3 separate regions of the Mus musculus genome follow, and regions 2 and 3 are each linked to region 1. A link is a loop called in an ENCODE intact Hi-C map of the cell type or tissue named here. Cell type or tissue: heart. All regions are shown on one strand. Links, peaks and the distances in the headings refer to the core of each region. The heading gives the core; the rest is flanking DNA.

Region 1 (8,196 bases), core at 1,988-5,987:
CAGTTAAGAGCACTGACTATTCTCTCAGAGGTCCTGAGTTCAATTCCCAGCAACCACATGGTGGCTCTCAACTATCTATAATGAGATCCAATGCGTTTTTAAAAAGATTTATTTATTTATTTATCTCATGTATGTGGGTACACTGTCTCTGTCTTCAGACACACTAGAAGAGGGCATTGGATGCCCATTACAGATTGTTATGACCCACCATGTGGTTTCTGGGAATTGAACTCAGGACCTCTGGGAGAGCAGACAGTGTTCTTAACCACTGAGCCATCTTTCCAGCCCTAAATACATTTTCTTTCCTTTTTTCAAGACAGGGTTTCTCTGTACAGCCCTGGCTGCCCTAGAACTCACTTTGTAGACCAGGCTGGCCTCGAACTCAGAAATCTGCCTGCCTCTGCCTCCCGAGTGCTGGGATTAAAAGCGTGCGCAACCACGCCCAGCTCTAAATACTTTTTCTTAAAGGCAAAAGTAAGATAAGTAAGATAAAAGGAGCCTGGCCAGGGAAGAAGGAGTAACTATGCCATTGTAATGCCTCATACTTTATGTCTAATAATGGGCCACAAGGGCCAGAAAGTATAGCTTTGTGGTAGAGCAGTTGCCTAGCACCCGTGAGACCCTAGTTTTAATCCCCAATGCCACAAAAATGAATTTTGTATAATGGATGCTACTTTAAGTCAGCAGAGTGGTGCATACCTGTACCCTCACCTTTTGAGAATGAAGATGAAAAAATCTGTTCAAGATAGTCTTAGGCTAATATAGCCAGTTTGAGAGTAGCCTGGGCTACATGAGATTCTGTCTTAATAAGTAAGCAGCCACAGTATATGCTTCTTGAACTCATCAAATTGGAAAAGACAAGGACAAGGTGGCAAATCACACAATATAGTTATACAGGCAAAAAAAAAAAGAAATGGTGTTTGGCTAACATGCTTCCTTAATAAAAAAGGCACAATCGTGGCAAGGAGGTAACAAAGTTTCACAGAAGGAAAAGTTTCTTAGCCAAAGAGTCTGGAGGGTTCTGTGTGTGACGGCTGTGCACACTACCATGCATGTGAGAAGGAGCAAAATCTGAGGCCAAGTGTATTTGGAATAATCCTAAATGATACAAATCCACCAATATCTTAGCCTTCACTACAACATCACATCAAGAGTGAAGCTGACAATCACAAAGGCGATATTATGCAGAGGTCTTTAAGGAAGACAAAGAGGTCCTAAAATTATATTATGGTGATGACCTCACAACCAGAAATCACTCAAATGTATAAGCTAAAGGCCAACATGAATTATATCTCAATAAAACCATTAAAATTAAAATATAAGCATCCTACAAAACTGAAAATATCTTACTGCAGCAGCCCACTGCAATGAAAACAAATACTTGGAGGACAAAGAAGTCAACACAGTACCAATGCCAATGTTGGTAGCCCTGTCATATCCCATGCTCCACACACCGAACTCCAGAGACATATACTTGAGGCATCCCACACAAGCTACCTATGGCCCACTTTCTTGGTCATTCTATACATCTTCCTTAGACATTACATTTCATGCTTGCAGAAAGCATGGGGCTCCTCTCTAGCACTCACGCCATAACGCTTGTGATTGATCCTTCTAGAATCTCCCAAACTTAGATCTTATCTCAAACCTTTAAGAATCAAGATGAGGGAAGGAGGTGGTACAGGGAGTGCAACAGCATGAAAATGATGTATCCCAGATTGCTCCTTCTCATGACTGTTGTCTAAGCTTGAACAAGGAGGTCTCCTGAAGACCTTTTGAACTGATTCAGAAACTTCCAGTCAAGTGTAGTGGCATGTGTCTGCAGACCCAACTACTTGGGAGGATTGCAAGTTTCAGGTCAGCCTGGGTAATATCTTGGAGCCCTTTTCTCTTAGTTTTTAAAAGGGGAGAAAAAGGAGGCAGGTTCTGGTATTATGGCATAGTGTGAACTTGTCCTGAATCTGTGAAGCTCTGGGTTCCATCTCAGTACTGTAAAAAGGAGGAGAGGAAGGCGAGGAGGAAGAAAACAAAACATAAAACTGTTGGCCTATTAAAAGCCATCTTAGTAACGGCCAGAGCATCTGGTTTCGTTTATAAGACAGTGATGAGCAGGGCCTTTTGAGTAACATGGTTGTGTAAGTCTCTGCAAAGATAGCTTACTCCCGTGCCGATCTGGGCAGGCTTCCCTCCCAAGGAGAACACAGAACTCAGGTACCCGCTCTGCACAGGAATCTTGTGGAGGTATATATAGCCAGATGACTAGGACAGTGGGGTTTGTTTATCAACCCGGTTCCCAGATGTGCTGATGTTGTGTGTCCACAGGTGACCTGGTTACTGAGGCCACAGGCAACTCAGCAGAGGATTACAGTTCCAGAGGTATTGGATGGACTCTTGGCATTGGGTCAAGAGGAAAGCATCCAATCACATCAGAGGAAACTGGGCAGCAAGTCCATGGAGGAGAGTCTACTGGGCCAGTCAGCCAGCCAGCGCGGCCTGCTTAGCACCACAGGTCATGTTCTGTAGCCCTTGGCAACTGGTACACAACTTTGCTTGTGGATGTCCTGAATAATACTTTATTGTGTTCAACAAAAACAAAGATGGCTGACACTGGCATAACATACCTTTAGCCGGAAGCAGACCAACCCAAGAATGACTTCTGTGCAAATTTCAAAGCGAGGGTCCTGGCGTACCAGTGACTCAAACTCATGAGACAGCTCCACGTGCTGGAAAAAGGGAAGGGAAACTTGCTGTCTTTCTCATCACAACTTTAGCCTAACCCTGGCCACCCAGTACCTTATAGGGCTGCACATCTATTAGTCATTCACATGCGCTGAGCAATGTCCTGCATCCTCACCAGCATTTCCCACATAGGTTGAGAAGAAACTCATCTGCCCTATACCACAAGGATTCCAGCTTCCTCAAAAAAAAAAAAAAAAAAAAAAAACCTCATTTTCTTCTGTCCATGGATCTATGTTTTAACCCCCTTCCGTTTATAATTTTATAATAAACATTATAAAGAAGTAGTTGAAGATTCTAAAAGAAAAAAAGGCCACCTTGACCTCCTCATGATAGCTTTATTAATTTGTAGATAGGAAACTGAGACCCTGCAAGAACAAGTGTCATAGCGTAGGCCTCAGTCATACCTGGGCTCAGCTGAGATTCACATCAGCTGCATCTGATGTGTACACTGGGGTATCACTTCTGCAGTAAATGGGATAGTGATCCCAGCCTGATTCCAACTTACAGACAGGAATCACCCTAACCTGCCACATTCAAGAGCTGTGTCCCCTCTGGTGTGATGGTGTGTGCCTGTAATCACAGCACCTGGAAGATTCTATGAGCCTGAGGCCAACCTGATCGACATACTGAGCCCCAGGCCAACCTGATCGACATACTGAGCCTGAGGCCAACCTGATCGACATACTGAGCCCCAGGCCAACCAAGGCTACATACTGAGACCCTAGCTCCAAAATAATAAAATAATTAAAAGGAAAAAGAAAACGCTATGTGATCGCATTGAATACACCAACTTATTTAATCTCTAGATGTTTAAAGAATTCAAAAACTGATTAAAACCACATATGAACATTTGCTCACTCTCCAAGGGCACACTTAGCTAATTGGAGCCTCCTGGCATCCAGCACTACCTTCCACAAGGCCCATCCTTTAGAGGAGCTGAAGCACACACAGCTTGTTTGGTCATAGATGCCACAGAAGCAATTGTCTCAAGTCTTCCCACCAGAGGGCACCAAAGATTCAGGACTAAAATGCTCTTCAATTAGCTCAAGCCTAGGAACGCCATCTTTGACCATTCCTATGGTCTCCTGTGAAGGCTGGATTGGGGCCTTTCCAGAAAGAGGTGTGGTGTGTCTTTAACCTGGCACAAGCTAATCGCAGTGAGCTGTCCTGAACTGAGAGTCATCACCACCTTTGACTGATAAACCACTTGGGGTTTCTTTCTTATTACACACAAGTTGACTCACCCTCCTTATCCCGTTTGCAATTGGATCAGGGACTATCTAGAAATCTACACACACTCTAGGTTTCTAGTTCTTTCCCCTGTGTAGCTTCTTACACTGCTCAATGTTTGCATACATTTCCTTACAACAGTTTTGTGACCTGGACAGATGCCAGTTTAGAAGAGACACGGGTACTCTTCTAACAACTGCTTTTCTGCATCCTGTCATAGAAGAGGGCCCGAGACACTCAGCCCCTGCCTTTAGCTGCACATCTGGTAATGCAGTGGGACTTAAGGGGAAAGCTGTCACCACCACAGGCTGGAAACCACAGGCATGCTTGCCTCATCAAGATGATGTTGTGGCTTAGAAAGGACTCAGCTGAAGTCACTGGGCCCTCTGCATCTGACTAAATGGGTAGACATGTCCTGGCTCATACTCAGGGCTTAGCCTGGAAACAAACAAACAAACAAAAAAAGTAGGGTAGTAGGACTTAGAATAATAAGCGGCTCCTCAAGCTACTTTAAGGCACATCATAGTGACTGGGTGGCTTATTGGAACCGAAGTTCCATACTGCCCAGAAAGCCTCCTTGAGACAAAAGGACTAGATGGTATCTATCCCAACCAACTCAAAGGTTTTCTTAGTTTGGGAGGTTTGGGTTGTTGTTGCTGCTGTTGTTCGTTTGCTTGCTTGTTTTATTTCATTTTGTTTGGCGGTAGTGGGGGAGAAAAACATTATGCTCTCATTACTAGTATTGCTCCGTCAAAATTACTGCTGGATGGATACGTGGAAAACATTAAATTTACACACTGCTTTTAATTAACTTCCTGGAGCTGATAACCTATATTCTAATGAAAGTGTCTTAGAAGATACATAGAACCAGTTTGTGAGTGCCTTAATCGTAAAGGCCCAAACTACTGCCTGATTCCAACGCTGTGCTTAAGGAAAAAAAAAAAAAAAAAAAAAAAAAAAACGCTCTTTCAGACAACAGCAGATCATGGCTGCTCTCACTCTCTTTCCAGCCTGAACTTTCCAGCCCCGGGCTGGGCCTCCCCTCCCCTCCCCTCCCCTCCCCTCCCCCAGAAGCTCTTTCCTATGTAATCCAGACATTTTGGCCTCTCGCTCCCCCTCACTCCCCCCTCTCTGCATTCTCTCTCCCTGAACGCGCATGCTCTTTCTCGCTTTCTCTTCCCCCTCCCCTCTGTCTCGCTCCTCGTGGCGCCTCGTTCCTTGGGACCAGTGAACTCGCCCCAGAGCTGCTTCCCAAGAAACCTGCCTTTATTCAAACCTGGTTTGAATTGACTCGTTTCACTGGGGGAGAATAACTTATCACATCCATTCCTCTGTCCCCAAAGGCCTGTCCCTTCTAGGAAATTGTCTGTCTCTGCTTGTATATGAAAATTCTGATGCCCTCATGTTTATGAAAGGGCCTCATGATGTACTTTTCAGAGCTTATCCCTGTTGTTAGGCAATGCATGATGGTGTTTGCTTACAAAGACACCTGAATTCGTTTCTGAGTTTCCTACGACCGACCGTTAGAACATTAGATAAACAAAGAAGGCAGTCACCTTTCGGATGTAAGCCTGCAGCCCCTTGACTCCGTACATTCTAAAAACAAACCACATTTTCAAAGAGCGAAATCGTCGCCCCAGTGGGATCTGCCAGTGCTGAAATAAAATATAAAGAACCCGTCAGTGAGAACAGTGCAAACAGCCAGGCTCCTTTTCAGCTTCCCAGTCAGCCGGTTTCTTCTGGAAGCAGCCAGTTTCCTATAGAATGGCCGTTTCCCAGCCGGGAAGGCGTACAACTTGTTGTGTGAGCTGGGGAGAAGAGAGGGAGAAGCTGCCTTCACATCCTGTGGAGATGAGGACAGAAGAAACACTGAACGAGAGGCACTGAAGTTTACCATTTTCAACGCACAAATGTCTGCTGAGTACACCCCAGAGGAGGCACTCCAGGAAGAAATAGGAATGATGTGGTCCTGCCCTAGGCAGCTTCCGAGGGGGCAGGAGGTCATCCAGGCAGAGAGAGGGTGCTGAACTCCTTGTGTGTCTGCCTTTCTCTGCCTGGATGCACTGAAGCTGCACTCTGAAACAGTATCAGCGCCTTTGTCTCACTGACCTCTGGGGAGTGACCCCTAATACCCTTTTACCAAAGAAGCCTGCCTCTGCTTCTCCTAGCTTTTCCAGACGGTCATCTGACAGGCTGTTCACACTGGCTCCTCACATTCTTCTTGATGGTGATGGATGATGGTTGGAAATGCAATAAAAGCACGTAGGAAAGGGCAGGCATGAGACACAGGCCTGTCGGGAGGATGGCCTTGCACTACTTCCTGGCTTTCTTTGAAATTCTTTTACTTGGGCTTACAAAGGGCGGGCTGGGGGAGGGGAGCTCTTTACTTCTTATCTAGTCCGGAGGCTCCAGTCTCCTGGAGAGAAAGCGCAGTCTCCCTTCTGGGTGGTGTTCTACAGTTGGGAAAAGCACCCTAAACTCGCCCGCTGTCTACCATCACAGAGCCCACTAAGAATTAGCTTTAGCTACAATTAAGAGTGAGCTCCGTGCTGCTTCTAGGAACACAGAGTTTATTTTTAAATGCAGTCGTTCCTCCCTGAATCATGAAATCTGAGACAACACCAAATGTATATATGCTGTTTCCCCTATACTTGTATGCCTATGGTATAATTGCTTTTTGTTTGAGGCACAGTCTCATTATGTAGCCCCAGCTGGCATGGACTTAGTAGGCTAGGTTGGTAGGCTAGGAGAACCTCCTGCCCCTGCCTCCTGAGTTCTGGGGTTAAGGGTGTGCGCCATCAGACTTTACTCCCTAGTTTAATTCCTTATTATTAAACTGTTTCTTTATGAAGGCCTCTGGTTTTCCTGAATTATTATGCAGCAGTCCTGCAACTTTTACCAAGTATATAAAATCAGAATGAGACAATAAGGCCATAGGATGTGCGGGGTTTTTTTGTTTGTTTGTTTGTTTTTCCATTTTGCTTCTGCACAGTTTAAGTACCATTGTGGGGAAGGGGACATCTGACCTCATGCCAAGTTCACTTAAAACAATGGAGGGTCTGCTGACAATTGCTGACAGACTTGCCAAGCTCTGTTTAACGTAGAGCTTTTCCTCTCAAAAGTCTGGCATTTGTACCCCCCACAAGAGTAATACAAATCCAAAGCCCACAGAAGTGTCAGGATGAAAAGATTTTAAGTGATCTTATCCTCAAACTACTTTTAATATTATTCTTATAGTATCCCTTAAATTGTGCTTTCTAAAAGGTAACTTGGATCCTAAATAGGGCTAGCTTGTACAAAGTTAAAGGAGAAAATGGAGTGTTCTCTTGGCCATACCCATAGCTGCACAAGTCCTAGCTTTTCCCCATAGCACAAGCTTCCATGAGACTCTGGCCTGGGAGAAGATAGGATGAAGATTCCCTGGTAACCTGCACCTGCCAGCCTGCAGCTGTCATCAGAAGAAGGAAGGGTACTCTGTGTCTAGGAGAGGCAATCCTGCTACCCCTTATTATCAGTGGCTGACATACTGCCCCAAGAATTTAGACACACTACTTCGGACAAGATGCTTTGATAGTGTCTTGTGTTCACCATGCACACCCGCCTCCCCACCCAGCAAATAAGCCAGGTCAGATTTTTTTTTTAGTCAGAGAGGCAGCAGATGAAGTGGGCCCCTTCGTGTTCTGAGAGAGACAGCAGATGCAGTGGGCCCCTCATGTTCCCAGCCCGGCTTGGCTTCTATTCTTGGAAGAAACCTCCCAGCATTACTTGCGGTTCCAAATTCCTTTCCAGAGCAAAGCTGGGACATCCTGGTGTTTTCAAAATCCAGAAAACATTTGTGGTGAATATTAAAAAAAAAAAAAAATGGAGAAAGAAGTAAAGTGAGTAGAGGAAAGACTGCCAAGACTACGATCCTGTCCAAGAGGCTGGCTCTTCTCTGACTCTGCCCTAGCACTCCCCAGGACGCTGCCCCAAGTACAGGCAGAAGGCAGAAAAAAGGGCCACGTGGGCTGTGAAGACCGACCCTTGATGGACGTGGCAGAGATGCTTACGGCAAAGCCACCTAATATGTCTGTCAGAACACATTTAGAAGCTGCCTCTTGTGGCCTCCTGCTCCGGAATGTGGTGGGGGTGTGTGTGTGACAGCAACAGCACAGTAGGGAGCCCTTGGCACCTCAGAGTTTGATTACAATGGGCAAAGCCACTCACTTACCCTGTAGTCAGTGATGA
Region 2 (8,196 bases), core at 2,116-6,115, 740 kb after region 1:
ACGCCTGTGACACCTCAACAATATGGCCACCCAAAGGATCGGAACAATGAGAACACCATAGAAACGGCAACACAGAAGGGGGAATCTCACCAGTTCCCAGGTTCCCAACCCTAGACAAAGAGCTTCGGGGAAGCAGACATTAACAACTGAGGAGAGAAGAACCAGCCGTCCCTGAGCATGAGGCCCCTAACTGGTTATCCAATACCCAATGGTCAGCCCCGACCCTTATACACTCCAAGTAATCCTAAACACACTTAGCAGATTGTACTTATATATTTCTATGTTTATATACGTAGGGGTAATAATTAAAGGGAAAAAAGTCATGAATTAGATGAACAGAGATTGGGATAAGGGATGTGATGGGAGAGATTGGAAGGAAGAGAGAGAGGGGGGATGATAAAATAATATTTTAATGGTCATATAAAATGCACAAATTATATGTTATTTTGATGTTTCAGCCTTCAGTCTCCTGCCTCACTATGACTTTTTAAAATGCATTTAGATATTTACTTAAGTACTTAACATTCATTCACTCATAATGGCCCTTAATAATATGGGCTTCTCACATCCATAGTCACTGTCATTGCATATGTCAAGGTCATCTTAACTCTTACTGGGGCTCCATCTGAAATGATTAATACACCAAGTTACACTGACATAGCTTAGGGTTAAAGAGAACATTTAAGCAGAGGAATGAGTATTTGTTTGTTTGTATATTTATTTATTAATTTAGTTGACAAAATATCATGCTTCCCGTATTGGCTTTTACTTCTTTATAGTGGAGGATGGCTTTGAACTCTCAGTCCTCCTACCTCTACCTTCCAGTTGCTGAGACAACAAAACATGCTGGCTCTGGTTTATAGGTACCAGGGGACAAGCCCAAGACTTCTTGCTTGCTAGGCAAGTACTCTGCTAATGGAGCTACATCCCTGCCCCGGGATTAGTTTCAATTGACTTAATTTTTAATCAGAGCTTGAAAAAGATGACACCAATATGTAATGCTCCACCACGGGATGGACTTTGTAAAATAATCTGTCTGCATGTGTGCTTCTAGAGGAAGAGAGAGAGAGAAAAAGGAAATAAATAAAAACATGGCCTTAAAATGATGACCATAGTTTGTGTTGTAATTATTTATTCATTTCCTTAAAACATTGACCATGCCATTTTTAAAAGTGCTTCTTGTTTTCAAAAAAAAAATTCCAGTTTATTGTTGGACATTGTTTCACACATACATCAATCATGCCAAAAAATAAAAAATAAAATAAATAGCAACTTCATAGACAAAAAAAAAAAAAAAGAAACATATCTTTCTATCTTTGGCCTTTTTAACCATCTGGTATAAACCAACTACTTATAGTACTGCTACGTACATACACACACACATACACACACACACACACACACACACAAATTTACTGGGGTGCTCATAATATGATTTTTTTACAAGTTTTTTTCTTCTTCTTTGAGATTATAATGAACAAGTCTGAAGTAGGACAGAAAGCGCTATGAATGCTGGTTTGGTCACCCATTATTAAAAATGGCTGACCTCTAACAAATTGAATAAAAATATAAAATGTAACTAAAAAATACAAACAAAATTTCCTTTTAACTTATATTTAAGAAAAAAAGCAGGGCCTGTGAAGCTCTGGTTCTTTTTTTCCTTCCATGTTGCCAATTCATGTTGTGTTTTTGGTGCGGTTGTGGAGAGTGCATGTCATCTGTGGGTGACACTGCCCGCTGTGGGCGGGTAAGACCTGGTTCTCTACTCGAAGGTGACACCGTTTAAATTCTGAGACAGGAAGTGGAGGGTAAATGGGTCACAGTGCGTACGGCTAGCTTTTCCTTTTGCTGTCTAGCCATCCTCGTCAGTCTTTTGCTTCTTGCTGTCGACACCATCATCTTCATCACCTCAGCTACCTGCTTGTCCGTAGGAGCCTCAGCTTCCTCATCTTCATCTCCATCCTTTTCCTCACTGTCACCTTCCTCCTTCTCCTCTTCCTCCGACCTTATCCCTCTTCTTCATCTACCTCATTGTCAGGCTCCTGCTCCCCACTTCCCTCATTTTGAGATGCAGGTGCATCTCTTCCATTCACTGTCTCCTCCACAACTTCCTTCTTTCTTCTTCTTCTTCTTCTTCTTCTTCTTCTTCTTCTTCTTCTTCTTCTTCTTCTTCTTCTTCTTCTTCTTCTTCTTCTTCTTCTTCTTCTTTCTTCTTCTTTCTTCTCCTCCTCCTCCTTGTGGTGATCTCAGAGCTGGTGTCCATTGCCGCGTCTGACATGGTGGGGAACGCTGGTGGTCCAATGCAGCGAGTGAGGAATTTTAGTCGAGTTCGAGGACTCCGGCAAGAAAGCTGCTGGAGTCCAGCGTTGGAGGAGGCAAAGGTGGCTGCAGTGAGCACGGAGCACGACCTGGGAACAACGCAAAGATGGCTTTTCGAAGCAGCCAGTGGGGGCTAAAAAGTGCTTCTTTTGGGAGGTTGTTTTTCAACTTCCTGTCATTAGTGTACTCCATGCTTCTGCCATTTCTATAATCTATTGCTAATTTTGTTATTACTTTAAAATAGTTTTTACCTTTTTACTCAAGTGCATTTAATTTCTAAGAAAAATACGCACAGATATCTACCGGGGAAGCCAGGAACACCTTTTCCAGGGCCTTAGAGTAGATAGAGGCTTTGTGTGGACTGTGAGGTAGGGAAGAGCTCAATAGAGGAGCCCCAACAAATGCTGGAACTTTAAAAGTCTTTATTTCTCTTGCTTTTACTGGAGCTGTTGAGCAGCTAATTGGCAGACGTGATTCAAAACCTGGCGTTTCAGAATGCACTTGGCTACCACGAGCTGTTGTTATTTAATATTTACCTCAGCACCTCCCGAGATAAACCTTTCTTCACACGGAAATCCTGGTACTTGCCACAAACGGTGCAAATTTCAAAGTCGGTCTAAAATGCACTGACTTGATCTCGCCATTCTTGGACCCTTGAAATTGAATGATTCAGTGAGAGGAAATGCAATATAGGAAAAGAAGTTTGTCACACGATTGCATGACTAATCTTGGTTGGCAATTTGACACACCAGAGAGGAAAGAACTTCAGTTGAAGAATTGCCTCTACCAGTTTGGGCTTCAAGAACGTCTGTGGGAGCATTTTTCTGACTGCTAATTGAAGTAGGAGGGCTGCCCACTATGAGTGGTCCCATTCATAGGCAGTTGGGTCTGAGGTGTATACTTAAAAAATTAGCCTGGGAGTAATCCAACAAGTAGAGGTCCTTTATGTTTTTTGCTTCGTGCTCTTTCCTGGGGTTCCTTCCATTGATGATGTCCCTGTAGACAAAAGAGAGCCTTTCTTCCCAAGTTGCTTTTGCAAACAAACTAGAATACATGTTTTTAATCCTGAAAATATTTTTTTTCTGGCTTCTGCAAACTGTTCTTGTTCAGTTGGTGCTGTCATCACTAGCTAATACTAGTGTAACTTTTCCTATATTGCAAACCGTATTAGCAGTGCCACAACTTGTGAGTTAGCTCCCTGTACCTGCCCCTAATTTCTGAATACTTCAATAATTTTTGTTTGTGGATAATGCTATTTATGATGGTTCAGTCCAGATGCAAGCTTTCACTCTTTGTCTATTTCCTTGTGAATTTAAACCATAATTTTAGAGAGTGGAGATGGAGAGAGCAAGCTAGATTTTCCCTGTCAGTTTTGTTATTTTCTTTTAGCAGCTGTGAAAAATCCTTTCTCTGAACACTTAGCAATTACCATCTGACTCTAGTCAGCCCCCACCATCAGTCCCCACAGGCAACATCATTTACAGCACACCCTGTAACACTATCCAAAGCTGCTCAGAGACCTAGAACAGGCACACAGACATGGGCTCAAGAATCTCTCATCTATTAATTAGCCTCCCCTGTGGATTTGTTCAGTTGCTTATTAGTTTTGCTATGCATAAATTCTAGTCATCAGTATAGCTGCACTTGATTGCTGTTTGCAGCTATGTTTTTAATCAGATGTCCAAGATTTGTGAACAAATGCACTGAGCATATGTGCTGAAGCGGATATGAAACAATGAGTTCCTCCTGCCATCTAGTGGTCAAACTCTTCATTGCCCACACAAAAATGGTTTGAAAAGAACACAGTACAAAGAAGAGAATCACTGAGTGTAGAGGGGGATGGGGAATGGTAATGAGAGTGCATAGTATTAAAATACTTTAGATGCATATATGAAAATGCTGTAATGAAACTTCTTTTTGTATATCATAACATCTATGAGTCTTAAGAAAAGAAAAATAAAGAAGACAGATTGATATATTATCCCATAAGAGTCCTGATTTGTATGTGGGATTGCATTTGTCATCTTGTAGGTGTGACACTTCTTAGGAACCCAGCAGAAACAGCTAATGGAGATGGTACTCATCTGGGTATAATCTTGTTGGTTAATGAGTGAGAGCCTTCAGTTAATGGAACACGAGCTACGGCTGTGAGCCTAGAGTCCTGGTGCTGGGGAAGAAGAGACGGGTGGGGCAATTGGAATTGATGGCGAGCCAGCCTAAAAAACAAGGTGGATAGCTTACAAGGAACGAGCTCTGACCTCAACCTGCACACACATGTGCATACAAACCCACCCACACCCACACACCCACACACCCATCCACACCCACCCACACACACACACAGTTTTTCAGAACTTGTGAGTTTTATTTCCAAAGTAAAATATCATGTAGAGAACAACTTATGTTTGAGCACTTAAAAATAACACAGGTTGATCAGTGGGTGGGTACAGTAGATACATGTGTGTTGTTTCAAATTCTGTATAGCAAGTAATAACTGCAGAAGTGAGATGGTAAATACATAGAAAACTGTTTCCAATTTTTCAACATGTGAGTAAAATGTCAGAAAAAGATTTCCCAGCTGAATACTAATTTGTTTATTTATTCACTTTACATCCCAATTGCAGTCCCTCTCCCAGTACCCCCCCCCCCCCCCAGTGTCCCGACCAGCGGGATGGTTGACAGGGACTGTGGGGCACCTGGAAGAGAATGCAGGGACAAGAGACTCAAAGAATGGACAGCAAGTGAAGAGGTCTGATCAAGCAGACAAATGTTTATTGTTCCCACACAGGTTATATACTCATAGAAGCAGGACATGGGGTAAGGGGGTGGTGGTGGAGGGGATTGCTTTGTTTTTGAAGGAATGCACCTGTTCCCAAGAACAGGATATTGGCTGGGTAAAAAGTTCAGCAGGAAGAACGGAACAGAATGGATTACCAGGCACCTGTCCACAAGATCTATAGCTATTTGTTCTCAGCTGGGGATTGCTAGGCACCTGTTCTCAAGATCTATAGCTATTTGTTCTTAACTATGCTAGTACTTTCCCACAGAGGCCAACACTTTGTGCCAGTAAGCACTTATGGCTGACAAGACAGTTAATGTTCAAATAAGCTTGCTCCCAACATCTCCCCCATTTTCTTTGTATAGAAGGACCATGGCTATTTTAATCTTTGCCAAGGAGGGATAGAGACATGACCTTCAATGCCTAAACGGGACCTTGTAATGGCTCTGGTCCTCCTGGTGTTGTCCAGTGAGGCATGAGGGCCATACACATCCTGATGCCTTTTTCCTGCAGAGGGGATAGTTTGAACATCAACCTCTATGCAGTCAGGCTTGTCCCTCAGGGAACTCAGAAATTTTTTTTTTGTTTTGTTTTTTGTTTTTGTTTTGTTGTTTTAGTTTTTGCTTTGTATTCCCTTGCAGTGCTTTGCCTCGCAACCAGAGCAAGAATTTAGTTCACCAGTCAGAGGGGGTTCTGGGTGGCCCCTCTCTACCTGGTTCTTGCTCTCTACTTCTGTCCTAAGAGCAGAAGTACCCTTTCTTAGGTTGGAGATGGGTTTTGGGAACACCCTGGATGGGATATCAGCCTCGTCTCGAGTCTCTTGGACCTCCATAGCTAACGTATGATAATACACCTGGATAGGTTTTGCTGCCAAATCATCCATCTGACTTTTCACACAGTTGGTAAGTCTGTTAAGGGCCCAGGGACCAAAAGAAATAAGCAAAACCAACCAATTAGAAGTAGGGTTGACAACCACAAAGAGGTTGAAAACCAATTTTTATACCGACCCTCTTTCTCTCATTCTGTCTTTTCGCTAGCGTTCTCTGACTTTTCTCATGCTCTCTTTGACCACCCCTGTCTTGTCTATGTAAAAGCAGCATTCTTCCCTAAGAGCTGCACGCAGCCCTCCCTGCTGTAAAAAGAGTAAATCAAGTCCTGTGCGGTTTGGAGGACGACTTCAGCTAAGGAGGAGAGGGAATCAGAGAGGTCGTCAATGCCTTGCTGGAGACGTGGACGTCCCTGTCAATGGTGACACTGAGTTCTTGGTACCTAGATTTGGAGAGAACATATGAGGAGATGCCAGTCCCCGCACCCACAGTGCCAAGGCCAGGGAGGACTGAAATAGTGATGGCAGATAGGGCCTCTCTTTGCTGCTGGACTAGTGAAGGGGAGGAATCAGCAGACTGATCCCACAAATGAAAAAAAAAAAAACCTCTTCTGAATGTGTTGGGAGCCGCGCCCACATTCGCCGTTACAAGATGGCGCTGACAGCTGTGTTCTAAGTGGTAAACAAATAATCTGCGCATATGCCGAGGGTGGTTCTCCACTCCATGTGCTCTGCCTTCCCCGTGACGTCAACTCGGCCGATGGGCTGCAGCCAATCAGGGAGTGACACGTCCTAGGCGAAATATAACTCTCCTAAAAAAGGGACGAGGTTTCGTTTTCTCTCTCTCTTGCTTCTTGCACTCTGGCTCCTGAAGATGTAAGCAATAAAGCTTTGCTGCAGAAGATTCTGGTTTGTTGCGTCTTTCCTGGCCGGGCGTGAGAACGCGTCTAATAACAATTGGTGCCGAATTCCGGGACGAGAAAAAACTCGGGACTGGCGCAAGGAAGATCCCTCATTCCAGAACCAGAACTGCGGGTCGCGGTAATAAAGGTTCCCGTAAAGCAGACTGTTAAGAAGGATTCAACTGTATGAATTCAGAACTTTTCAGCTGGGGAACGAGAGTACCAGTGAGTACAGCTTTACGAGGTAAGTCTGATCTTGAACTTTCTAAGGAAATTCAAGACAGTCTATCAGAAGTAAAGTGGAATATGTTTGGCCTTGAATTTTTTCTGGTGTTAGGAGCCCTTTTGTTCCTTTTCACATGTTATCAAGTGATTAAGATAGGGCTGAAAATTCTAGAGGAAATTCAGGACAAGCTATCAGAAGTAAAGCGGGGAGAGAGAGTAGGAACAAAGAGGAAATATGGTACACAAAATAAGTATACAGGCCTTTCCAAGGGTCTTGAACCCGAGGAAAAGTTAAGGTTAGGTAGGAATACCTGGAGAGAGATTAGAAGAAAAAGAGGAAAAAGGGAAAAGAAGAAAGATCAATTAGCGGAGGTCTCTAGGAAAAGGAGCCTGTGCTCATCGCTGGATGGGCTCGGGAAGCCAGCTCTTAGTAGCTCTGAAGCAGATGAAGAATTCTCCTCTGAGGAAACAGACTGGGAGGAAGAAGCAGCTCATTATGAGAAAAAAGGGTACCAGCCAGGTAAAGTGCTAGCTAATCAGTTAAGGAAGCCAAAAGCGGCTGGCGAAGGCCAGTTTGCTGATTGGCCTCAGGGCAGTCGGCTTCAAGGTCCGCCCTATGCGGAGTCCCCGCCCTGCGTAGTGCGTCAGCAATGCGCAGAGAGGCAATGCGCAGAGAGATGCGCAGAGAGGCAGTGCGCAGAGAGACAATGCGCAGAGAGGCAGTGCGCAGACTCATTCATTCCCAGAGAGGAACAAAGGAAAATACAACAGGCATTTCCAGTCTTTGAAGGAGCCGAGGGTGGGCGTGTCCACGCTCCGGTAGAATACTTACAAATTAAAGAGCTTGCCGAGTCGGTCCGTAAATATGGAACCAATGCTAATTTTACCTTGGTGCAGTTAGACAGGCTTGCCGGCATGGCACTAACTCCTGCCGACTGGCAAACGGTTGTAAAAGCCGCTCTCCCTAGTATGGGCAAATATATGGAATGGAGAGCGCTTTGGCACGAAGCTGCACAAGCGCAGGCCCGAGCAAACGCAGCTGCTTTGACTCCAGAGCAGAGAGATTGGACTTTTGACTTGTTAACGGGTCAGGGAGCTTATTCTGCTGATCAGACAAACTACCATTGGGGAGCTTATGCCCAGAT
Region 3 (8,196 bases), core at 2,116-6,115, 470 kb after region 1:
TCTATGATTAAGGTCAATGGAAACTACCCTAACCCATTCCAGGCCAACTACTAAACTTTTAAGAATGAAGAATTGCACTAAGTAATGAACTATGACCAGTCTAGGCTCTTAATAAAGGCCAAAAAGAAGTTAGTTGATAGAAATACCAGTCCATATCATGAATACTGTTACAGAAATGATGAAAACAGCCATCTTCTTGTTTTGCTATGAATATGTTTCTAGGTATATGCAAACTATGCAAAAAGATACATCGCTTTCTTTTGGTCTTCTTTCCGCTCCGTGACATTTATGTCAGCACTTAATTATCTAACTTTATACCAGGAAATGGCTGAGACATGTCTCAAGGGTGTTGCCCCTGGAAGAAGGGAATCCCAAGTTTTTGATTGTGTGCAGCAGAGCTGCATTGTGTTGCTTGATATTAAGACCTTGTCATTATCTATACTTGGAGAGTAAGTGTGGTTTAAAGGCATCCATGTGGTCAGGGGTGAACTCTTGACAGTTGTTTATATGTCATCTGATGAGTCGAAGTGAGGAAACTATTTGTAGGGTGTCTGAGGCTGCTGTGGAGACATTAGCATGTTAATTAGTATAGATTATAAGAAAAAGACATGCCTTCTGGAGGTCAGGCTTCACAGAATGAAGCATCCAATCTGCCCAGGGTCAGAAGACAACAAAATGCTTTGTTTGCCTGGGGGCATCTCATCACCTTTGGACAGCAGAACCTCTGGCTTGAGGAATCTTACACTAAAACTGACTCGCCTTTCTGGTATTCTGAGGCTGTAGCCTACAGATGGCAGATGGTAGGGCTTTCTGTTCTCTAGTCACATGAACCAGTCTCTACTTTAATACAGTTTCTCTTGAGATACATGACTGTAAAACACACACAGATATATCTCTATGCATCTATAAGTCCCACAAGTAAAGCATTGTGTCTCTAATAAACATGTATTGACTGTTTTCTTGTCATTTCCTTTAAACAACACAACCATTTATATTATATTCAGTAGTATAAGTAATCTAGAGATAATGTAAATGATATATGTGAGGATTATGTAGGTTACATGGAAATACTACACCACTTCATGTAGGTGACCTAGACATCCAGAGTTCTCTGTGACTACTGAGGGGTAATTGCATCAAACATTAGACCCAAACAGTAGGCAGGATTAACATATCCACATTTCATTAAAAAACTATTATTCTTCTCATACTCTGAAGTTGTTCAGAAAATTAATTATGCAATTAGCAATGGTGTAATTTCTCCAAAATCGGCTTTCCCAGGGTGTAACTGAATATCCAGCATGGATATTTGGAAGGGCTTCTCTCTTTCCCTCCCTTCATGCTTCTTTTACCCGTCCTATGAGAAGTACAGGAGTCACAGCCAAGGAAATATGCTTTAGGGCTCAACTGCCTCTCTGTAGCTTGAGGATCCTGTACCCTCACCAGATACTGAAAGTCAGTGTAGCAGTAGAGCTCAGGCCTAAGTTTCAGACTTTTTGATCAGCACTGAGCTGGTCTGAAGATAAGCTTGTGTCTCTGAAGTGGCAAGAAGTGTCCACTCCAGGCATTTCAACTCAACACTCTCTGCAGTGCTCCCAGGGGAAGCCAGGGCTAATTCATTCCTGTGTTTTGTTGTTGTATGGAAAGATGAGTGCTTGCTCATTAGCATTGAGACAGCTGAGAATTCTCTGAAGGATAAAGAAAAGTGTGTACAGAAGTCAAACTCATCAGTCCTATCTGACAAAGACATGCAATACAGAATTCACTGTCACAGTTCAGGGGAAGTGGTAGAGCACCAGAGGGTCCCTGGGAAATGGTGGAAGTTCAACAGGTGCAGGACATTCATTTTCAAGAGCAGCTAAAGACACATTTTAAGATCTCTGTCAAAGGAGCCATGCAATGACAATATTTTAAGAAAAGAAAAATAGCAATTTAGCCTTGCATTTCTCAGGAAGGGGTATGAAGTAGAGAATGAGGTTTTATTTTGGTTTATTTCATAACATGATCAAAAATTTTCTTCTGGTTTTGTTTTGTTGTTATTTACAATGAGGACTTAAGTTGCTTAATCTTTCTAGTTTTTGAAAATTTGAGAATGAAATTGAAAGAGACCTTGGGACTTCAGTGAGAGACAGGCTGAGTGACAGGAGTGGTCTGATTGGATGTCGAAGATATCCAGAGTATCATCAGCCACTTACAAGGCATAGAGGTACTACTGTACCCCATAACACCTTCACAGGACAAACTGATGTTGCCTTCTCTCTTTTTATTATAAGAACACACACACACACACACACACACACACACACACACACACACATCTAGGTTTTAATGTATACTTTCTTACATTTTGAATTGTAGCCACTTTCATACTAATTTTGATTTGTTTCACGTTGGTTATCACTCTAAATGTTTATATATTTATTTGCTTGTATAATTCTCAAGGACAGTTTTGCTTTTCATAGAAATTGCAGAAGAGAACAATTAAATTGCCCGAGATTATGTAATAACAGAGTTAAGAGCTGGTCCCAAGCAGCTTGAGTCTTGCCTATCCTGAAGGACTTCAAGGTTGGGGTTGCTCAGAAGTGTTTCTCTCCTATGTGGAGAACAACCTAGTTTCCTAGCACAAGGATCTTAGTGACCCAAACAGCTCTCACTCCCCTTGCTGTTACTTGTTTCTGGTCATTGCATTCTAGATGCGTGGCTCAGTCACCATGATTGACTCTAGAACTCACATGAGACTTACTTTGGATTGAGTGAGCTAGTTCTAACTTTAGAGTGACAGTTCTTGGAACAGGCCAAGACAAAAGGCATACCAAGTAGCATTTCAGTAGCCCATTTCTGGATTGGTAATGACAAATGATAGAAAGCATGACTCTGAAGAGATATTTGTACATCTATGTTCCCTCTGGCATTATTCCTGATAAGAAGTATAAACAAATATATCTGTATATGGATAAATGGAGAAAGATAATATGGTATACACAAACAATGGAAGCTATTGAGTCTTTATAAGGAAAGCAAGTCTGCTGTGTGCTACCGTAAGAATGATTCCCGAGGCCATTATGCTGAGGGCAATGAGTCAGTCCCAGGAAGACAAATGTGGTGTGATTCCATCTATATGAGATACCTAGAGCATCAGATTATTGTAAAACAGGAGATGGGAGTGTGATTGGCAAGTTGAGGAAAAGGGCAAAACTGGAGTTAATGGATACAGAGTGAGACTTGGAAGATGGCAAAGCCCTGGAAGTCTGCTGTGCAGTCATGTAAATACCCCAACAACCACAGAATCATGTCCTCAAAAATATCTAATGTTGCACATTTTATGTTATTTTTTTAAGTTATAATTAAGAGCTACTAACTGATTCAGCAGTTTATACAAACAATTTAAGATGCCTTGCATAGGTCAAGCAAAAACAAGTCTAAGCAAAACACAGAGGCCGCCAGGCCCTGGAGCAGAGTCTCAAGGGCCCTTTTGCCTGGGAAGTCGGCAACACAATCTGTAGCTAATGGTTAATATCTTGGCTTGGTTTCCTCAGAAGTCCTGTTAGCTGGGAAAAACTGGTGACAACATGACAACCTTTAAGATGGATAGAATTCATTACACGAGAGGAGTATGAGTAACTGATTTCAGAAAACATTCGGAAGTCCATAAATATGAAGCATCTTTACAATGCTCTGCAAATAAACAGAATAAACAGGAAAACATGTTGAGCTGACTATGAATGATCTATAAATCCCAAAATTCAAATGCAACTAAGATACAAAGTAGGCTTCAATCATGTGTGTATGTGTGTTCACACGTGTGCATGCAGCAGCAACAACAGCACATAGGTGCACATGTATTCACAAATGCTTGAAAGACCCCAGTGGAGGCTAAGGCGTACACGTCAGAAAAGGGACAGCATGAGCTAGAGGGGCTTCTGGTTTCAGCATGGTGCAGGCTGTCACAGTTACTGACCATCCCTGGAAGCAGCTCCTGCGACGGACAGGTTTTCTCTGCTAGTCAGTGGGGAAGTCAGTGCGTTCAGAACTGCAGCTACTCTAGATACTGTGAGCAGAATGAAAGTCAGTTAGGGTAAGCACAGGAATGCCCACAGGAAAGTGGCTTCTTCAGAGACAGGGTCATGGTAAGTGGAGAAAGTCAGCAGAGTTAGTAGCTTGAAAAAGGCCAAGTCCCTAGAGTCAGGTTCTAGTATTGTCCCATGATTATGCATGGGTGCATCGTACTCTGTTGTCTCTACTATCTCCTTAGCAACCACGAGATGATGACAGCAATCATGGTCCAAGATTTGTTCTAAAAAAAACATAGAACCACAGCAAATTCAGAATGAAACATTTTGTGTAAAAGGGCTTTACAGTAGTAAATGAGTAAGTCAGGCCATAGGCAGGCCTCTTTGCATGAGACAATATGACTTGTATTCTTAAAAGATGAAGCGATTAGATCCCCAAAATAGAAGGAAGACCTATGCAGGCAGTGGAGGAAATGTCATCCATGAGCCAAACAATGAGCGAGCATTGGAAAGAACTAACCTATTGACATCACGATCACAGACTTTTAACCTTCAGAGCTGGCAGAGAGGGCATGGCTTGTTTGAGCTGCTGATATGTAATAACAGCCCCAGCAAGGCAGGGGACTCTTGTATGGTGTGGCTGAGGAGAAGAGTCTAAGTCTAGTCTTGAGAACTGTCCATGTCTGGGAAGTATGTAAGCATGGTGATTTGGCTAAATCTCTGCACTTGCTGTTGGATAGAGTTTTAACACACATATCAACTGGTGGCTGTGGACCCAGTCCATGAGCTTCAAATATGACCAGACCACTGGCTGTATACCTCAAATGGTAAGGGCTGCCATCCTCTGCGTTCTCCTTTTGTTGGTATATGGGCAGTTTTCAGAGGTAAAAAGGGGAAGCCAGAGACAATGCACAACACCGGCCCATACACTGGCAGGCATAATGAAGGCAGGAAATAGAATACAAGCTAAGTGCGTGGGACATGACTGGCAAGGAACAAGTCTAGGCATAGGGATGAACTTGTCTTTGGCCTCAGACAAGTTACTCTGTGCCAAAGTTTTCTTATTTGTAAACTGAGGATGTTAACAATAGCTCTGACTTGTTAGGGCTCTGATAAAGATTGAAGAATTAACCTATAAAAATGGGGGCCCCCAGTAGCTTTTTTTTTTACCTCATGCCTTTACCCTATGAGTAGTGAATCCATGGAGTACAAAACCCTGTCCGTCTCCAGCTGAGTCCTTCTTGCAGACCCACTATGTACCACCTTCTAGTTGTCACGTGCTCCACAGGCTTCAAACATCCAATGGATGCAGAAATAAGTATAAAGTTAATGATAAAGGAGGAAGCCGGAACATATTAATATGATAGCATGAGATTCTGACCTGTCCAAAGATAGGTAACTCTCCATTTTAATGATGGTTTGATCATGCTCTCCTCAATTTTCAGACCTCCTTCTTGTGGCAAATTAGGAATCATGGTGGTTTGATATACAATGTATTCCATATGTCCATGCATTTCAATACATTTTCTCCAAATGGTAGTGCTTCTTTTAAAGGTTATGGAACTTTAGGAGGTAGAGCCTTGCTGGAGGATGTTGGTCATCAGGGGTGGAGCCTTCATGTTTCATAGCTGGCTCGACCTCTTGTTCACTCTTTGCTTCTTAACTAAGATGCAACGTGACCAGTGCCTCATGCTCCTGCTAACATGCCCTGATACCTCAAAATGTGCTCCAAAAGAAACTCTCCCTCCATTAAGTGGTGTTTTCTTAGGTATCTGGTCATAGTTACCTAAGACAGACAATAAAAGAGGCCAACAACGATTCCTGGGAAAACTAAATGGACAGATTCACAGTTCTTCTTACAAAGCCAAACATAGACTCATGAATATCTTGAGTGAGGCAAACTGGCAGGCACAAGGTAATAATATCATATACTGTGCCAGCTTATACACTGAGATGTGCACACACACGGTGCACTTATGTCTGCATGCATGAATGTATACGTGTTACGAATGTACATATGGACATAGTGTGCCCACAACAGTGATGAATGCATGGCAATGAATGTATATGACATGGATACTCATATGTGTTGTGTATGCCTCCACATATGTTTACAGTGTGCATCAGTGTGTTTCTAAATTATGCATGTGTATATGTATAAATGATACAAAGATATAGTAGCACACACACACACACACACACACACACACACACATAAGCTCACAGTCATAATGTGACCACATACTAGTCACCTCAGCAGCAGCAGATGGAGAATCTACTAAGCTGAGTACAGGCCTTCCCATAACTGTGTGATTTCAGGCAAATCGGTTGATTCTTTTGGCTTTATTTCATTCTTTGTGCGACTAGAGAGGGACCAGCTTTAAGACTGTAGTCACCGAGCCTGCTTGTTCTGTGTGACCGGCACAAAAGCAAAGCCCTGGGGTTTATGTTTTGTATCTTTGTTTCCATTCTGCAGAGCAGTACACTAACAGGATAACCAGAGCTCCCCCTGGTGGTTGTATTTATGCAGCCAAAACCACTTGTTTTCCAAAGATGCCTTAAATAAACCAGCCCCTTAGGGACCACCAAGCTTGCAAAGAATGTGGGTTGGTGGGCATTACTTCTCACTGGAGCCTGGAAAGATTCTGCCCTGGCACCCACGCTGCCAACTCCCCAGAAGGAGACTGGTTGAAGCTGGCCCTGTCAGTTGGCTGTCAGGTGGGGTTAGGATAGCAAAGAGGACGGTTAACAAATGTATGAGCAACACATTTATGGCTCCCTGACAGGAGAAAACAACACTAAGAATAGTCTCACATTTCCTCTGGAAACGGATAGGGGGACAGAGGTCACCTTCTTGTGTGCATATTTACACATCTGCATTTTCATATATATATATATATATATATATATCTAGATGACTACATGGAATACATGCCCTATCCAGTTTTCCTTCTCCCTAGATCAAGGCAACTTCATTATAAGGGACATTAATTTCAACAACTACAATTCAATAATCTCCTAGTTAACTCCTAGAATGGTGTTTTACCTCTCATTTAACTTACAGTGTCACTAGAAACTATGTTTTGCTAGAATCCTAACTGGATTTATATATAACACTGACATACAGTGGTATATATAGATATGTGAATAATGTGTTATTTGTCCACAAAATATGCATATTTGCAGAGTAAAAATGGCTATGAATCACAGAAAGAAACGTTTGAGACACTGTGGCATAAATTAAGTTTGCTTATTTAAAAAAAAAACTGAGGAGAAGAAAAAAAATGTTGGAAAGAGAGGCTGTCAATGAGGTGCTTCAGAGTTCAGGCAGCACATAGCAAAAAGAGAAACTGGCCATGAAAACAAAGGCTCTTTATTGCTACCAAGAACCACCCATTCTCCTGCGCAAACAGAAGCTTCTATTAATAGCATATACTTAATTTTACACCTCTGTCCACCTCTGGTCAGACAGCGAGGAGCCTGACTGTAAGACACAATTACTCTCCCTTTAATTCTCTAAGTGGAAAGGCAGCACCTCCAAGAGTCCTAGGTGCCAATATGAATGTCAGGGTCAAGGAGACCAGAAGGCTTCCATTTTGAGCAGAGGGGCACCTGCTGCTCAGTTTGCCTGGAGGGACATAGGTCTGTGTGGAAGGCTTCTCATATGCTCCAGCAGGGAATAGCATTCTGAGTTAAACCAAACTTTTACACAGGAAACATTATTGAGCAGCAAGGCCATGTAATTATAATCACACCGTGTGTGCATGTGCGTGCATGTGTGTGTGTGCATGTGCATGTGCGTGTATATGTATCCCTGCCACGCACTCTGGTGGAGTCAGCTTGACCTTCTCCTGTTTTCAGCTTTGTGTGAGGCAGGGGATATTTTACCTTCTCCTAGGCCACTTCCTCCTATATCCCACCAGAAGATGCAGGAGTTCTTGAATTCTAGTCTATTCCAGGCCCAAGAAGAATGTGTGGTGCACATCAATTCTTCCATCTGGACTCAGGTTTGGGTTATTTTTCTCTCACATTTCTCCTTTCACTCAATTTACAACTATCCAATGTTCATAATCCTGAAAGCTCTTCCTCTTTCTGTGTCCTTTTCCTCTTTCCTTTCTTCTGTTCTTTACTGGAGATTATTGGCAGACACTGTCTTCTGATGGTTATGCAGCTTCGTGCATTATGA

The links. Peaks named below come from ENCODE experiments on the same cell type or tissue, not always from the same donor. Only the 100,000 strongest peaks of a DNase experiment are listed, where the experiment ranks them.
Region 2: it touches region 1 in a loop (6-fold over the local background); 12 of 42 quality-filtered maps call a loop at or near these places.
Region 3: it touches region 1 in a loop (5-fold over the local background); 30 of 42 quality-filtered maps call a loop at or near these places.

Annotation. Positions count from the first base shown.
Region 1 is chr11:11,816,670-11,824,865 of GRCm38, forward strand. Ddc (dopa decarboxylase) reads right to left here. Exons shown (of 15, transcript NM_001190448.1): 11 at 8,180-8,196; 12 at 5,526-5,624; 13 at 2,622-2,723. Among named protein-coding and RNA genes, the nearest start is that of Fignl1, 12 kb to the left of the region's middle. In heart, for the core only: no CTCF peak of the experiment used is centred there; DNase peaks (open chromatin) are centred at 3,842 and 4,272; H3K4me3 peaks cover 829 bases; H3K27ac peaks cover 3,753 bases.
Region 2 is chr11:12,555,367-12,563,562 of GRCm38, forward strand. It overlaps the pseudogene Gm19314. Among named protein-coding and RNA genes, the nearest start is that of Cobl, 95 kb to the left of the region's middle. In heart, for the core only: a CTCF peak has its summit at 4,083 (motif pointing left); no DNase peak of the experiment used is centred there.
Region 3 is chr11:12,285,065-12,293,260 of GRCm38, forward strand. All of the region lies in intron 9 of Cobl (cordon-bleu WH2 repeat), which reads right to left. Among named protein-coding and RNA genes, the nearest start is that of Gm12002, 25 kb to the right of the region's middle. In heart, for the core only: no CTCF peak of the experiment used is centred there; no DNase peak of the experiment used is centred there; H3K27me3 peaks cover 400 bases.